Linked DNA regions of Homo sapiens: region 1 is linked to region 2. The links are chromatin loops, found by intact Hi-C in ENCODE. Cell type or tissue: breast epithelium. All regions are shown on one strand. Links, peaks and the distances in the headings refer to the core of each region. The heading gives the core; the rest is flanking DNA. Region 1 overlaps IGSF21 (immunoglobin superfamily member 21). Region 2 has its middle 130 kb from the start of LINC01654.

Evidence for each region. Hi-C counts contacts between places; a loop is a spot of excess contacts. Peaks named below come from ENCODE experiments on the same cell type or tissue, not always from the same donor. Only the 100,000 strongest peaks of a DNase experiment are listed, where the experiment ranks them.
Region 1: it touches region 2 in a loop (10-fold over the local background); 10 of 110 quality-filtered maps call a loop at or near these places.

The regions. Positions count from the first base shown.
Region 1 is chr1:18,197,562-18,206,215 of GRCh38, forward strand. The region is part of intron 1 of IGSF21 (immunoglobin superfamily member 21); the gene reads left to right. Among named protein-coding and RNA genes, the nearest start is that of IGSF21-AS1, 26 kb to the left of the region's middle. RefSeq lists enhancers at 1,693-2,193, 2,194-2,694, 3,363-3,863. In breast epithelium, for the core only: no CTCF peak of the experiment used is centred there; no DNase peak of the experiment used is centred there; H3K27ac peaks cover 2,342 bases; H3K27me3 peaks cover 2,572 bases.
Region 2 is chr1:17,929,643-17,938,296 of GRCh38, forward strand. No RefSeq gene overlaps it. Among named protein-coding and RNA genes, the nearest start is that of LINC01654, 130 kb to the right of the region's middle. In breast epithelium, for the core only: no CTCF peak of the experiment used is centred there; a DNase peak (open chromatin) is centred at 4,429.

The DNA of each region.
Region 1 (8,654 bases), core at 512-8,511, 270 kb after region 2:
CAGCAGAAACTTGCCTGGTACCTACAGAGAAGTCACTGGGTGTGAAGGACAAAGGCAGACGTTGGAATGCTCCAGAGAGGGCCTTGAATCCAGGCTCTGGAGGCAGCCTGTGGGTTCAAACCTTGGCTCTGCCACTCAACAGCTGGGTGACCTTGGGTATGTGACTTTATCTATCTGAGCCTAAGTTTCCTCATCTATCAACTGGGGAAATAACCAAGACTACCTCATATTGGGGCTATGGTGAAAGCCAAGGGCTTAGAATGATGCCTGGAACAAGAGTAAGTCTTCAGCCAGTGTCAGCTCCTGTCACTGTGACTGTGTCTTAGCTGTGCTGACGTGGCCACTGGCTTCTATAAGAATCCAGTGGATTCTTGGAAAGGTGTCGTAACCTCTCCAAGGCTTGGTTTCTTCATCTGTGTAGAGGGGATGGGGATTTAAAAATTCAATGTGCTTAAAATGCTTGGCACACAGCAGTTTCTTAATCACTTGTAGACATTTCTCTGGCTCTTTGCAGAAAGATATTTTAAATAAAATTTCAGTTTTCAAGTGTATCTGATATTTTGCAATCCTTTGAAAATTTATAAAGATGATGTACACAGTATAATCTGTCTCGAAGTGAACACGGGGTTGACTGGACAATGCCATTTTCTGAGTGGCCATACCAGAGTAAGAGCCCACTGGAGATCAGAACTTGGGGGAGAGTGCCCAGAGCCAGCTCCAGGGAGTAGGACCTGCCCAAGTCATAAGTGGCAGCTCTGGGTCCTGCCTGCCTCTCTTCCTGAGATGCCATTTATAGCTGCCGGGACCCACATGGGCCCGTAGGGTGGCCCTGCCCATGCAGAGAGGGGAGCAGCTGTCATTGTAAGAACTGAGTGAGCCCAGGAGCCAGGCTCCCAGGGTGCCAAGGGATCGTCGTCATTCATCTCCCCCGTTTTTATTTTCTTCACTATAAAGCATAGAAAAACCACGTAGCCAGACCTTAAAAAATACAGACGGTCTCCAGATGAGTCTGTGATGTTAGGCAAGGCCTGCCAGGCGCTTTCTTAATGCTGTAATAAAACTGGCTGGGGAAAAACTCTAAAATTACGGAGGAGGCCGGCAGTATAAAATGTATGGGATCAAGAGAGAGAGAGAGAGCAGAGTATTGCAGCAGTTCCACACTGGGCCCCAGGTGGAACTGGGCTGGGTCATCCGATGGCAGAGTGACGCCACTTCTGTCACCACCCCCCTGGCCCTACTTTACTGCTGGGGTGTTTTGAGGATCTAATAAGGTCGTGGGAGTAATAGGCTTTGTTATTTACAAATAATTCGAATAAAAGGACAATAGGAAGACCTCTCCCCTGCCCCCTCTGCCCAGATGCCCCCCCAAAGCAAGACTTCTTGATGGTGGCAGGTTCCATGGGCCAGATGAGGGTGGCCCCCTGGGACTCTCTGTCTTTCTCCCCTGCCCATCTCACTGGTCCCCCTTCCCCAGCGGGCCTTGGACTGGGGTGCTTTGGTGCCCGTAAATGGGTTGAATGAATTAGGCCCATGTCCTTCTAAAGCAAACTTTTAAAAAATACTCAGTTTTGCAAGGCCCCCCGGTACATTAAACAGATAGAAGGGAGGGTGGCTCTGGTGAATAAAGAGTGGGTTGGGGCCCCTGCACCCATCAGTGGCGTGCCCTGAGTTCAAATACTGTCCCTGCCACTCACCACCCAGGGGATGTGTTTCAGTGTTTCGACCTCTCCCAGCCTCTATCGCATCATCTGTAAAATGAGGATAGTGCTAGAACTCACCTCTCATGGTGGAGATTCAGTAAGACAAAAGATGCACCTGGCTCAGAGTAAACTCCTCAGATATCCCCATTACAACAACGGCTACTGTGATTTGACTGCTGTTGGATACACGGACATCCAGGCGCCCCTCGGATCCTGGGCACCGGCTCTTGAAGTGCCCTCACAGAGGCCCTGTCAATCCAGGCATCCGACTCCACAGTTCTCAGCTTCCCAGCCCTGGTGACTCCACTGCCTCCTCTTTGGCCATCTGCATGTGCGTGATGGGAAGCTGTGCCTGTGCCTCTCCTCGGTGGCTGCGGTAATAGAGCCCAGAGTGAGCAGGTGGCAGCCCCCCTCCCCCTTCCCTGGTCTCCCTCCCTCCCTATCTCTCACCTCGGCTGCAAAGCTCCGACTTTATTTAATCGCTTCCATTGTCTGCTCCACGCCTGGTAATCTCAGCTGGGAACACATGTTAACAAATGGGCAAAGTTTTATCGGGAGCTCAGAGCCCCTCCCCGCTTCGTCAGATAAGGTGCTCTTGCTTGGGGGCTCACACTAGGGAAGCTGCTCCCGGCCCCCCCCTACCCCCGTGAGAATCCATCCCTAGGCAATTGCATTGTGTGAGCAGGGTAACAGGAGGGATGGGTAGGAGCGGGTCCAAGGGGGCTCTGGGGATCCAGACAAAGACCCCAAGCCCCTGCTCCTTCCCCACTCATGGGTTCTGCTGCTTCTCCTGCTGGCTGGAAGACCCTTGAGATTCTGCCCATTGTGGGACAGTGGGAAGGCTTGCCTTAGTTCTTGGTTCACATCCGGGCTCTTGCGTCTTCCCAACTGCATGATGGTCACTTCCATTCTCTGCATCTTGGTCACCTCGGTTATAAAATAAGAAACAAGCCTATCTGTCTCCTGACAAAGAGAGTTTAAGTGAGGTTATGTGAGTGAAATTATCTAGGGAAATGCCTGGGGCTTAGTAGGTAGACAGCGCCCCCCTTTGCTTCCTACCTGAATTAGTTTCCTAGGACTGCTGTAACAGTGACTTAAAACAGCAGAAGTTATTGTTTCACACTTCTGGAGGCTAGAAGTCCAAGATCGAGGTGTGGGTGGGCCACACTCCCTCTGATTCCTGCAGGGAATAATCCATCCTGGTGCCTTCCTAGCTGCTGGTGGCTGCTGCAATTCTTGGTGTTTGGTGTTCCTGGGCTTGTGCCTGCATCCCTCCGGTCTCTGCCTCTGCCATCACGTGGCCTGCTCCCTCTGTGTCTGCTTCTGTGTCCAAATTCCGCTCTTCTTATAAGAACATTATATTCAATTCGGGCCCTTCTTCATCTTAACTTGATTATGTCTGCAAAGACCCTATTTCCAAATGAGGCCACAGTTACAGGTGTAGGGCTTAGGATTTCAATGTATCTTTTAGAGGGATATAGCTCACCCTACAATGCTACCTTTTGGCTAAGTCTTCCTAACTTGAGTGGCCGGGATCCACGTTGCCCTTGGATCAGCCTCTGTCACTGAGCTGACCCTGCTTTGAGTTTCACGTGATTTATGTCGTTGATTTTACCCCAGCCCCATGAGGAGGGATAATGAGGAGGGGTCCACCTTTGCTCTTCTGCTGCGCTATCCTGTTCTGTGCTAGGGATGGATGTAAACAGATAATAGTGTTTACATGAGACAGGGGCCACACTAGGGAGATAAGCATTTATGGAAGCAAAGATAGTGTCCCTTTCTCACTAAGTGGAAGTGAAAATAGGAAGGCTCTCGAGAGACCCACTGAGCTGGTCCTGGAAGGGTAAAGAAGGCATTCTGGGTAGAGGAAGGAGCTTGAGCTGGGGACTGGAGGAAGGAGCGCCCCTGAGCTGTCTCAGCATGGGTGAGCAGCCCTGGGAGACTGAGTCAGGGACTGAGCGCGTGCTCAGGGAAGGATGGAGCTCCCTGGAGGTCAGGCTTTAAGGGCAGCCGGGCTGACACTCAGAATGGCCAGGCTAAGAAGTGCAGACTTGATTGTGCCAGCACTGGGGAGCCAGTGAAGATTGTGGAACTGAGACATGGTAGGAGCAGAATCGTGGCTCCAAGGGCTAATCCAGCAGCAAACACATTTCAAAGTTTTTGCTGAAGGAAAGCCTCACCACGGAGGGACACAACGAGCACTGGAATTTCAAGGAGCTGTGGAAGTCTATCATCCAGAAATTCCCCAGAGGAACCTCTAGCCTGGCTGGATGGACAGCACCCATGTCAACTCAGCCTCCTGGTCCTGATTCCTCCTTCACGCTGGTGAGGGACACCAGGCATGGCCCCAGGATATCTGGGAGCTGGGACCCACCTGCTCTCCCTTCTAAGGGAAATAGCAAGGAACAGGTATCTCTGGACTTTGCCTCCTCTGCCCTCTCATTGGGGTGTGTGTCGGGGGGTCTGTCCGTTACTGGCATCCCTCTCCCATCCCATGCCGAAGATTTTGACCTTTATAGCCAAGTCTGAGCTGTACTGATAGAACATCCACAAAGTCAACAGTGGGAAGGTTCCACAGGCCCAAGCATCCCTTCCTGTGCCTTACAAGTGGAATCATTTATTTCTGTCCTCTAATCTTGATTAAACCCATCTGAAAATAAGTTAGATATCAAATCTGTGATTTCAGTCCTCCCTCCGTTCCTGACCCTCTTCTCCCTCTAGTTGCCCCAAAAGTGGCCAGTTTTGTTCAGGAGAGCACCAAGCACTTGGAAAATTCCATTCCCAGCCTTCCCAGCTCATTTCTGCTTCCACGCACCCTGCTGCCTCCTGACAGTCTCACTTTTAACTCTATTTACATTCTGGAAAGTACATAAGATTTTTATCATGTACTTTCCTAATGTCAATTTTCCCCTGATGAGAATAAGGCTGTAAACACCCATATTTTCATAAGCCTGTTATAGTCCTCCATGTATTCAAAGTCGATGAGCAATGCAATCTCACATTCTCAGGGCTGGCTGGGACTGGCACAGGAGGACGGCTCAAGGCAAACTCTGGGAGCCAAACTCCTAGGTGTCTTCTTTGTCTTTCCTTGGGTTACCACCTTCATTACTTTTGGGGGCCCTTCTTTTATGCCTAAATCTGGGTGTTCCTTCTTTTTCACACTGCTATAAAGAAATACTCAAGACTAGGTAACTTATACAGGGAAGAAGTTTAATTGACTCACAGTTCCTCATGGCTGAGGAGGCCTCAGAAAACTTACAATCATGGCAGAAGGCCAAGGAGAAGCAAGCACCTTCTTCACAGGGTGGCAGGAGAAAGAGAGAGAGAGAGAGAGAGAGCCAAGGGGGAAGAGCTATTTGTGAAACCATCAGATCTCATGAGAACTCACTCACTATCATGAGAACAGTATGGGGGAAACCGGCCCCATAATCCCATCACCTCCCACCAGGTCCTTCCCTTGATACGTGGGGATTACAGGTTGAGATGAGACTTGGGTGGGGACACAAAGCCAAACCATATCAATCAGTATATCTATTTTTGGTTGGAACCATCAAAACCTGCTAGACTACTCTTAAGCTGTGGGAATGGACAAACACCAAAAATGGCATCCAGAGAAGGCACAGACTATGCATCCCCTAAACCTTGTTATCCCAGGGAAAGGTGCCATGGGCCTGGTCCATTAGACCCATCCCAGTCTTGGCTTTGGGTGAGGGACACCATTCGTGACACTCTACACACTTCTAAGGAAGTTGGGAGTGGCCAGGCTGCATCAGGCTAGCTGGGTAACACTGGGATTTGCAAGCCCCTGAGCCTCTGGGTGGTTGAGTGGGCTTTCTCTAGAGGACATCACAACTCAGTTACTGAGACGTTTTCTTATCAATCTAGTTTTACTGAAACCTCATGGTCCTTCCTGCTGAGCCCACTTGTTGCAAGGCTAGGTGGGGAAAGGCTCCAGGGATGCTGCAACAAGCAGGTCTTTGCCTCCTCAAGTCTAGGGACATGACTGGCTCCACCTCTGGCCCTTGATAACTAATTGTTTTTGTTTTGTTTTGTTTTGTGTTGTTTGAGACCGAGTCTCCCTCTGTCGCCAAGGCTGGAGTGCAGTGGCGCGATCTTGGCTCACTGTAGCCACCGCCATCCAGGTTCAAGCGATTCTTGTGCCTCAGCCTCCTCAGTAGCTGAGACTACAGGTGCATGCCGCCACACCTGGCTAGGTTTTGTATTTTTAGTAGAGACAGGGTTTCACCATGTTGGCCAGGTTGGCCTTGAACTCTTGACCTCAAGTGATCTGCCCGCCTCAGCTTCCCAAAGTGCTGGGATTACAGGCGTGAGCCACCGTGACCAGCCCCTTGATAACTAATTGTTAATGAATGAATGAATGACTGTTTGTATATCCTTGAATCTGAAGTCACTTCATTCACCAGAATGAGAGCAGCAGAGTCTGCTATGAAGGGGAACAGGTGGGGTGGGGGCGAGGGTGGTCAGAATCCTGCCTCCAGTATTAGTTCTTTCTAAGCCTGGGGTCAGCACATTTTCCTGTAAAGAGCTAGATGGTAAACATTTTAGGCTTTGTAGTCCACAGGGCAAAATCGAAACTGTTATGTGGGTATTTGTATATCATTTAAAATGTAACTATTTATAAATATGCAAATCATTCTTAGCTGGTGGGTCCTACAGAAACAGGCTGGCCAAGATTTGATCTGGGGCCATCGCTTGCCGAGAGCTGTTCTAAGCCTTGTTTCCTTTATCTGTAAGATGTGACCAACCTCTGTTTCTGAGGGTGGTTGTGGGTATTCCATACACCAGACAGAATGTGCCTGGCAGCGCTTAGCACATGGTAACACCATAATCCTAAAAGCCCTATGGGATGGAGGGCTTACTCCCAGGCACTCCTCTGAGAATATGAACTCATAAGCTCCTCTGACCCCATAACATAGGTACTGTTCGGTCTCCATTTTACAGATGAAGAAACTGAGCCTTAGAACGATGCAGTCATTTGCCCAAAGTTACATGTTGGTTAAATGGCAGAGCTGGGATTTGAACACAGGGACTCAGACTTCAGAGCCTGTGCTCGCAACTTCAGTGATCAGCAGCTGCAGTAGTCATTGTTGCTGCTGTTAATTATCCTTCTCAGGGATCCAAAGGAATCTAAAACGAGCCAGGACAGGAACACTGCCAGAAAATGGATGATACAAAAATCTTCCTTCTTTGAGTGTGGCGTGCGCTGCTTGGTTTTATTTGGCCACCAGTTCACCTCTTGGGTTACCATGGCTTGAATCTGTTGGTTTGACGTCTCTGAATGTGTGCTCAGAGGTGGAGGGGAGATGAAGGGGAGAGGGGCTAGAGAAGGCTAGGTCAAGTAGGAGGGCCATCCAGTTTACAAACACACAAGGCAGTGTGTGTCTGATCTCCCTTGGAGCATGACAGCTGGCTTCTCTCAGTCCTGGAAAGAGAGATTTAGGTTGGGCAGGAGCAGGAACTAGAGAAACATCCTGAGAATGGATCACATTCAATTCATGACCTGGTTTTAGCCCAGAGGCAGGGGGATGACTGAGTTGACCTTTCAGGGCTACATCCTGTCTTCCTGTTGGGCTTGGGAGTTTATGACTTGCAGAGAAAAACTACTCCATAGGTACAAATACCTTCCTTACAGTTCAGGTGTTCAAAACTCCCTTTTCGTTTTTTGTTTAAAATAAACTGATGTTGGACACACAGCCTCTGAGAGGATTTCCAAAAACTCCTGGAAAAGTTTTAGATCGTTATCATGTAGGACAGAGAGGGATTACATTTACATGTCAAAAGATGCAAAGGCCACAGAGTCCTGCTAAAAAGTTGATGGGGAGAGAGAGGAATGGGGGAGAGAAGAAAGATAAGAAGGGGAGAGAGAGAGAGAGAGAGAAAGAGAGAGGGAGAGGAGAGAGGAGGAGAGAGAGAATTCTGCAATATTAACCATGGCTTTCTCTGTGTAGTGGTTTATGGGAGAAGATTTTTGTTTTTTTATGATTACCTGGGTTATTTTTTATTTTCTACAATAAACATATATGATTCTTGAAATCACCAGAGAGAGATGTCATTAAAGATTAAAATATTGATAAGAGTGGGTCTGTGCCTCTTCTTCCAGAGCCAGGTAGGAGTAGGAAGCTACCTTTCCAGCGAGAAAAATCATCCTGTTTGTACAGGACACGTTTGTCATCCGGTGTTTCCTTGACTCCCTCTTATCTTGCTGACAAGGAGAAGGATGGAAAAGGGACTGTGATCGAGTGAGGCCCACGGAGCATGACTCAAACAACCCATTGTGAAGGAGGGTAATCGCAGAATCAGCTTTGGAAATCAAATAAAATGCCATGTCTTGTAGCCAAGAGACACTGCCCAAGCGTTTGATTTTAAGCTCAGCTGAAACCCTGGAGTCTGTCTTGAACTGGGAGGAGGACTGACTCAAGGTGGGACTAAGGTGATCTATATGAAGAATTCTAATAAAAATGTAGATTGGAATCAGACTTAGGAGAAATTGTGAATGATAACTGTCAGGGATTCGTGAGAAAGATTCAAAATTCTACCTACGGGGTTCTTTTAAATGCTTGCCCTGTATGATGATCTCTTTTAATGCTATGTTACAGAATGGTTGGGTTGATGTGTCATTTTCAAGAAGCAGTAGAAAGCACTTAACACTATGCCTACCTCATCATAGGCCTTATAAAATGTCAACAATTCCTGGATACTGTTTCTTCTGCTGGACACACTACAGTGAACAAAATAGACAAAACCCATCCCCTCATGGGGCTGACATTCTAGTCAAGGGGTAGATAAATTTTAAATATGGTGTCAGGCAAAGATGTAGTGCTGTAACAAATAAAGCAATTTTCAGGATAGAGAGAGAGGTTAGCTGGGAATTTTAGAGCATTTGAGACTGGGTAGTCAAGGCTTCTGTGGGTTATGACATTGAACAGAGACCAG
Region 2 (8,654 bases), core at 541-8,540:
AAGAACAAGAAAGGAGCTTCTGAGAAATGGATGGCACAGTCTCACTCAGGGGCTGGCGCTGGCCCAGCCATTTTGACTGGGAAGTGCACTTTGGGGTCTAACCTGACTCTTTCCTGCTGCAAAAGGATACTGTTTTCTCCTGATCCCGTCATCCCAATGATGGATATTATGAACTAGAAGCCGGGTTGACAAATATAAGGTCAGACTAGCACATAATTAGATGGACTTCCTTGTGGGACTCAGCAATGACTCAGAAGGCAATTCCCAAAGCAGATCCGGCCATGTCCGGAGCCCTGGCAGCGCTGAGCCCCCATCATGACACCCTGGAGGGGTGGTGTGGATGGCAGTAGGTGAGCACGAGGCCATTGGTGCCAAGATCCATCTCTCTGCTTCACATGTACTCCTTGGAGATGGATTTTCATTTAAAACATAATTTTAAGAAATTTTGGATTTGCTAGAGATGGGGTCTGGACACACTCAGAAAGGACAGAATTGTTCTTAGTCTTAGCCCCCTTCCCCAGTTACTAATTATCACTGAGCTAACGATCAGTGAACATGACTGAGCTGCCCATTCAGCAGTTGGGATGAGCTGCCTTTAAACCTAGTTCAAAATCCACCCCAATTTGGGGAAAGCATCCTTTTGGTCTGAACAAGGCTGGTGAGTAGAACAGCCCATGGTGAAATGGTTTTCTCTCCTTGCTCCCCATTGGGATGAATGGCCCTTCCTTCCTCCCTGTCTCCTGGCCCAGCCCCTAGTGTGTTGGTTTGTTCCTGGGTGATGGGGAGGATTCTCCACTTCCCGGTCACCCCTGGGATGTGTTGCTCAGAAAAGTCCCCTCTTTCTGGCCTCTCCTGGCCGCTGCTTCCTGCTCCAGCTCTGATTCTTGCCTTCATTTCTGCATCTGGACAGCAGGCTGGGCCAAGCTTGCCAGTGGGGAGTGGTGGCTATGTGGGTGGGCTCTCAGGCAAGTGATTTTGCCTCCCTGAGCCTCAGTTTCCTCCACTGTAAAATGGAGATAATAAAGATGGTGCCTTCCATGAGAGAGATGCATTTAAGGCACTTAGAACAAGATTCAGACACAACGCAAGTGCTTATTAAATGAGAGCTGTTACTATTTCTGTTCCCTGTCTCGGGGACTGGCTGGGAGGCCTCATTCCAGGCCCAGGGGATCTGGCAGATCCCAGCCCAGGACTCCAGGAAGAGCAGGAAGGTGACAACAACCACATGGCTGCCAGTGGAGAGGCTTCTCTATGCTCTATGACCCACCCGGCCCTGCAGATAGAGAAGCCAGCAAGACCTGGGAGGTCCTGGCCCTCGTGAAGTTCACATTCTAGTAGCAAGAGGAAACAGACAGCTAACACATAAGCTCCTCAGTCCTGACCCACTGCCTCCTCCATGTATCACCGTCTGCCTTACTGCAAAGTTGATGTATCTGGTGTGCTCTCTCTCCAAACACCAGACTCCAAGCTTCCTGCGGGCACAGACTCAGACTTGCTCATGCTGCCTACCCAGCACCTGGTATAGTGCCTGGCACAGAGCAGGTGCTTCATAAATACTTGTTGAAGGAATGGATGGCTGCATGCAGGCAGGATGGCCTTGCAAGTCCTTCCTGGGGCATGGGATGGCCACACTCTGTGGCTTTCAGTCTCCTGACTCTGGGAGGCTCTTCCTTGCTGTAAAGTGGCAAGGCTGATCTATTCTCATTGCTCCTGGTCTGACTTTCAGCTGGGGCTGAAGTGCTTGACCAGATCCGCCTCCATGGCTGTAATTCCTCTCCCTGCCACCCAGCCTGCCCAGGGTGACAGAGGAGAGCCAGTGGCTTCCCTCTGCCTCTGCCTTCCCTCCAGCACTCTGAGTGGTAGACTCTGCCCTCTCCTCCCTGCATGCACCTCATAGCATTGGTGAATCCTGTGCCTGCCATTCTATGTGGAGTCTTGGTACCCAAAGGTGAATTCCCAAAAACAGACCTGGTTTCAACCCACCATTTACCCACATGTGACCTTGGCCGAGCCCCTTCATCACTCTGAGCCTCGGTTTTCTCATCTAGATAATGAATAGTAGCAATTCCAATCCCAAAGGATTGGTGTGAGGGTTAAGTCTGGAGACAGTGTCCCATGGTGGTTGAAAACCTCACCTTTGAGTATGTTAGAGGGGTTTCAAAAACAGGTGTGGACAATTCTTAGCTGCGTGACTTTGGGCAAGTGACAGTATTCTACTAAACATCAAGTTATTTCTATAGAATGGGATAATAGTAAAAATAATATTGAATCCATTATTTTTCTGTGATGATTAAAAGAGGTAAGGCATGGAAAGTTTATTAGTCCATTCTCACGCTGCTATAAGGACATACCTGAGACTGGATAACTTATAAAGAAAAAGAGATTTAATGGACTCACAGTTCCACATGGCTGGGGAGGCCTCACAATCATGGCGGAAGGTGAAGGAGGAGCAAAGGCACATCTCACATGGCAGCAGGCAAGAGAGCTTGTGCAGGGGAACTGCCCTTAATAAAACCGTCAGATCTCAGAGACTTATTCACTATCATGAGAACAGCACAAGGAAAACCCGCCCCCACGATTCAATTACCTCCCACCAGGTCCCTCCCACGACACATGGGGATTATGGGAGCTACAGTTCAAGATGAGATTTGGGCAGGGACACAACCAAACTGTATCAGAAAGCATTTGGTACTGTGCTTGGCACATAAACAGTTTACGCCTGTTGGTTCTTCTTTGTCTCTTTGGCTGGGCATTTAGTAGGTGCAAAAATAACAGTAAATACTTCAACTTGCTCTCTTTAGAAGTCAAGGCTTTTGTTGTTGTTGTTGTTGTTATGAAGATGAATATTGGGAAGATTTGAATTTGCCAATTTCTGCTGACCTAGGAGGTTTACTGTCCTGGGTGTGGCTCTCCTTCTGTAATTGTCAAAAGAGCTCTTCTCGTCAAATGATTATCGACAAGAGCAGAATCCTGTCAAACAGTGTTTAGAGTCCTTCCACACCTCTTATCTCACTGTGTCCTTCACTATCCCTATTTGACAGGAGAGAACATCAAAACCCAGAGAGGTTTGGCAAGTTGTCTGGGGTCACACAGCACATGGATACAAACAACACTTCCAGGCTCTTGTTAAGTGATCAGAGTGCCAGGCCACCAGCATCACCGTTATCACCATTACCATCCCCTGTATGTGAATGGGATGTTAAGGTCTTTCAGCTATTTCCATAACTCCATCTCTCATGATCCTTTCAACAGCCCTGTGAGCTGTGCCGGACAGGACCAATCACACGTTACTGCCGTTTTTCAAAGGGGAAAACCTGAGACTCAGAGGAGGCTCAGACAGGCCTAAGGTCACAAAGGGCCAGTGGCCTCATGACACCCAGCCTGGTGCTGTGGCCTCCCACGATGGTGTCGGCCTGGCTTCCCTGTGTCCCCCACCTCCCACTCTTCAGCTTCTTTCCCACCCATCCACCCACTCCCAAACTCCACTCTGAGAGGCCTCAGCTGGGAGCATTGAAGGGCTGGGCCCCTTTTATGAGACCTCAGAAACTGCATTATGGGCCTGAGACCCCCAAACACTAACATGCAATGATTTTTTCCTTCTCTAGAGGAGCAGAAAAGATTCATAGCTTGCGACTATTGACTCTGCTTTTAACCAAGTTGCGTAGAAGCAACGAGTGTCACTTCTAGGAAGATGGATGATGTCTCTGAAGCAGGGGATGAGAGCCCAGAGGTTTGCGACTTCCCTGGTAAAAGTTTTTTCTTGTTTAGAAATCACTTTGGGGTTCGAAAAATATGGATCCATTGGAGAACGTGGTGAAGCTTGTCATGGCGAGTTTTCAGTGAATTAAAGGAGCCGGAATTTAATGTCATTCTGGCCGCGTCATTTCTTCCCCAAGGAGGGCAATATACGAGGTCAGACCAGCTCCCTACACTGGGAACGTGCACTTGATCAAGTCCCTGACCAGCTCTGAGCCCTGGAACCCACTAGGCTTTTCCGAGGATTAAACGAGTTGATGTAGACAAAGCACTTGAAACCCTGCCCAGCACATAGCAGGCTCAAGGTCAATGTAAACCATTTATTATTACTATTCAGAGTATTCCTAGGACACCAGGTGGAGGGGAGGAGCCGTGCAGATAATATAGTTATATTTGAGTTTGGTGGAGGGAATAAAAGGAGAACAAATCTCTCCTGTCTCTGTTTCTGTCTCTCAGTGTCCTGACCCTTGCATCCCAATTGCATTAAAAAAAAACAAAACAAAACAAAAAAAAGAACAACAACAACAAAAAGCAAAACAGTAAGAATAGCAACAACAACAAAAGCAGAGCTCAGCTCAGGGAGGGGCCTCCATGTCTGGGCAGGTTCTCAGACAGAAGCCAGGGAGAAAACAGCCCAGAGGTGAAGCAGCAGTGCCAACACCAATTTCACAAACCAGCTGTTTCACCGGCCGTGGAATGTCATGGGTCTCTGGACTCCGGGCTGGGAGCCCATAGCTGGGGCCTGCAGTGCTGTGTTTAAACATCATGGGCTGTGATGGGCTTGTGTGCAGGGAGTGGAGGGTCTGGACACACTCAGGAAGTGTCATCTCTGAGCCTGGGGCACTCTATCTTGTCAGGAGAGACCTGAGCTGATGAGGCTTCCCCATTAGCTCCATCACCGGCTCCTCTGGCTTTGAGAGGGAGCGGCTGCATCTCCCCTCCAGGATCAAAGCCACCCCTCTCTTTCTTTCCTATTCCTGCCTTTTGTCTGCTCTTCTGTCTTGCCCAGAAATGATCTGCGGGAGAGCAGGGCTGTGTCAGGGAGTGGGGCTGAGGTGTCTACTCCAAGCTTTTGTGCTATCCAGACCCCTTCCTGCGCACCCGCACCTGCTGCCAGGCTGGGACAACCTCCTTCTGGATCCAAGGGCTCTCAGCCGGAGGGCACAGGGCCATGACAACGTGTCATTAGAATGACTTTCAGAAAGTGCCTATTATGTGCCAGGCACCTACCTGCAGTGTCTCTTTCAATTCTCCCAGTAGCCTGCTGAGGAAGGTGTGATGATCCCACTGTAGAGATGAGAAAACTGAGGCTCAGAGAGATAAAACAAATTGTCCCAAATCATAGTTTGAAAGAAACAGAGTCAGGATTTGAACCCAGCTATGTGTGATTCCATTCTTAACCACGACACTGCCACGTGCTTTATAAAATGGAAGGCGTGGCATGGTGGCACGCACCTGTAGTCCCAGCTACCTGGGAGGCTGAGGTGGGACAATCACTTGAGCTTAGGAGGCCAAGGCTGCAGTGAGCTATAAATGCACCACTGTACTTCAGCCTGGGCAACAGAGGGAGATCTTGTCTCTAAATAAATAAATTAGTTAAAATAAAATAAGATGGGGAATATTGAACAAATTTAGTTTTATTTTTAGTTAAAAAGAAAATCCCTCCCACTTCCCTTTTTAAAACAGATTTCAAAGTTTCCCCACTCGTTAATTTATTTGATCCTATGAGAAGGGCTGGGAAATTGCTTTCCCACTTTAGTGATGAGAAAGGTGAGGCCCAGAGAGGTGAAGTGGCCACCTGAGCCCCTGCTACTGGCTTCAAGGTGGTTGTGTCTCTGGGAGGAGCCATCAAGGTGCTCTGCCAGCAGAAGGAATGATTATCATAAACTCATTTCCCAAAGTATCATTCCCTTCCTTTCAGAGATTGGATTTCGGTCGTTAATACGGGCAGCATTCCCCAGCCTTCCATCCCCACCTCCAGTTTCTGAGCTTCCTCCCTCTACAGCAATTTAACCAAGTTATTCATTAACTGCTATGCACCCAGAAGGTATTTATGTCAACTGCGCATTTGGAAGTGTAGCAGCCTTTGAAGTGTGGGTAACAAGCTGATGACCTGCTTGGGGACCAGGTAGGATCTAGGAATCCTGCTTTGCCAGCCTCACCTTTCCGTGATCCTGAGTGTGCCAAAGATAATGGAAGCCTTGATAATGGAAGCCTCGTATCAGGCAGGGGATTGTCAGATAGGACTATTGTCATTCCCTCACTTTTACCTTTCAGTGGTTCCCCATCTTCTAACCAGCTGCCTGCCTGCCTTTCTGCCTTCCTTCCTGCCTGCCTTCCTGCCTGCCTTCTTGCCTTCTTCCCTCCCTCCCACCTTCTTCCCTCCCTCCCTTCTTTCCTTTCTTCTTCTGTCCCTCCCTTCTTTTTTCTTCCACCCATCCAGCCGTTTATTCTTCCATCCATCCATCCATCCATCCATCCATCCATCCATCCATCCATTCATCCATCCATCTTCATTCATTCATTATTTAATTCATTTAATGACGGCCTACCTTATACTGCTCTAATTTTCCTGTTTGCCAAAGCACTTATCACCTTTTAAACACACCCAAACAGTTATCTATCTGATATGATTTGGCTGTGTCCCCACCCAAATCTTATCTTGAATTGTAGCTCCCATAATCCCCATGTGTCATAGGAGGGACCCTGTAGGAGGCAATTGCATCATGGGGGCGGGTCTTTCCCATGCTCTTCTTGTGATAGTGAATAAGTCTCACGAGATCTGATGGTTTTATAAAGGGCAGTTTTGGGCCAGGCATGGTGGCTCATGCCTGTAATCCCAGCACTTTGGGAGGCTAAGGCGGGTGGATCACCTGAGGTTGGGAGTTTGAGACCAACCTGACCAACATAGAGAAACCCGTCTCTACTAAAAATACAAAATTAGCTGGGCGTGGTGGTGCATGCCTGTAATCCCAGCTACTCATGAGGCTGAGGCAGGAGAATCGCTTGAACCTGGGAGGTAGAGGTTGTGGTGAGCCAAGATTGCACCATTGCACTCCACCCTGGGCAAACAAGAGTGGAATTCTGTCTCAAAAATAAATAAATGAATGAAATAAGATAAAATAAAATAAAATAAAATAAAATAAAATAAAATAAAATAAAATAAAGGGCAGTTCCTGTGCACACGCTCTCTTGCCTCCCACCATGTAAGATGTGCCTTTGCTCTTTTGCCTTCTGTTTCCCATGCCATGTGGAATTGAGACTCCATTAAACCTCTTTCTCTTTATAAATTATCCAGTCTTGGGTATTTCTTCATAGCAGTATGAAAATGAACTAATTATCTATCTATCTATCTATCTATCTATCTATCTATCTATCATCTATCTATCATCATTACTTATTGTCATTCTCTCTTCACCACCATTTTCCCTATCACACTAAAATAAAAGAGCCACAAGGGCAAGAATCTTGGTGTTATTTACTTGTGTTCTAAGTGCCATCCAGGAGGTACTTAATAAATATTTGTTGAACGAGTAAATGAACACTACTATAATATTGAAGAAGACACAAATTTATAGGAATTAAGATAAACTGGAGTCTTGAAAGCATATAAAGAAATGCCATTGTCTATGCCCCTATAGATAATATTTCCTTCTATCTGCCTTTAATTCTTCTTATGAGGGAAAGTTTGAGATCACCCACCAGTAGGAAGAATTCAAGTTTTTTACCTGTCACCCTGAGTTCTCCAGTCCAACCCCTGCCATCCTCTCCTGTAATTCTGTAAAAGGTCCTCCACCCCACCTCACAGCTGGAGTTGGCTGCATGTTCCAAACACACTCTCAGGCATCTTTCCATACATCAGGCACTTTGCATGTTCTTTCTCCTTCAGGAGTCTCCTCCAATCCCTTGTCCATCTGGAAAACCTTCTGCCCACTATTTGAAACTGACTTCAGATTATACCTTCTTTGGGAAGTCTTCCCAGTCTTTGTTCTCCCCAGTTAGGGCAAAATTAGACTCACACTTTCCCCCTCCTCTACTGAAGAGCATGACAGGTGGTGAATTTGCTTATTTCTGTCTGTCTTGCCCATGAAATGAGAGCTCTTTGGACCAGGAACTCTTTCCTCTGCACCTAGAACAGAGTGGTATTTGTGGAATCATTTCTTTCTTTTTTTTCTTTCTTCTTTTCTTTTTTTTTTTTTTTTTGAGATGAAGTCTTGCTGTGTTGCCCAGGCTGGAGTGCAGTGGCACGATCTCCGCTCACTGCAAGCTCCGCCTCCCGGGTTCACGCCTTTCTTCTGCCTCAGCCTCCTGAGTAGCTGGGAGTACAGGTGCCCACCACGATGCCTAGCTAATATTTTATATTTTTAGTAGAGATGGGGTTTCACCATGTTAGCCCGGATGGTCTTGATCTCCTTACCTTGTGATCTGCCCACCTTGGCCTCCCAAAGTGCTGGGATTACAGGCGTGAGCCACCATGCCCAGCCAGAATCATTTCAATAATAACTATTTGTGGAATTATTATAACGTTGGTGGTTACCTACTATGTGTCAGTGACTATTCTAAGCACTTTGACATCAATACTCATAGTAACTCTGTAATATAGGAACTGTGATTATCTCATTTTTATAGATGAGAAAACAGACACAGAGAGATTGTGGTCATTTATCCAAGGTTATACAGTTAATAAATGATGGAGCCAGAAACAGAACCTTGGCAAGCTGGCTTTACAGCCTTTAAGCTGAATGTCTTTGTGGTATTGGACCACTCTTTCCACATGTCTGGGTCTCAGTTTTCCCATCCGTACAATGAATTGTTAGGGTGAGGTAATGTTTAAGAATTCTTTCAATGAGAACTCTCTTTGGATTCTCTTCTATCCATTCTCTTCTATGGAGACTATG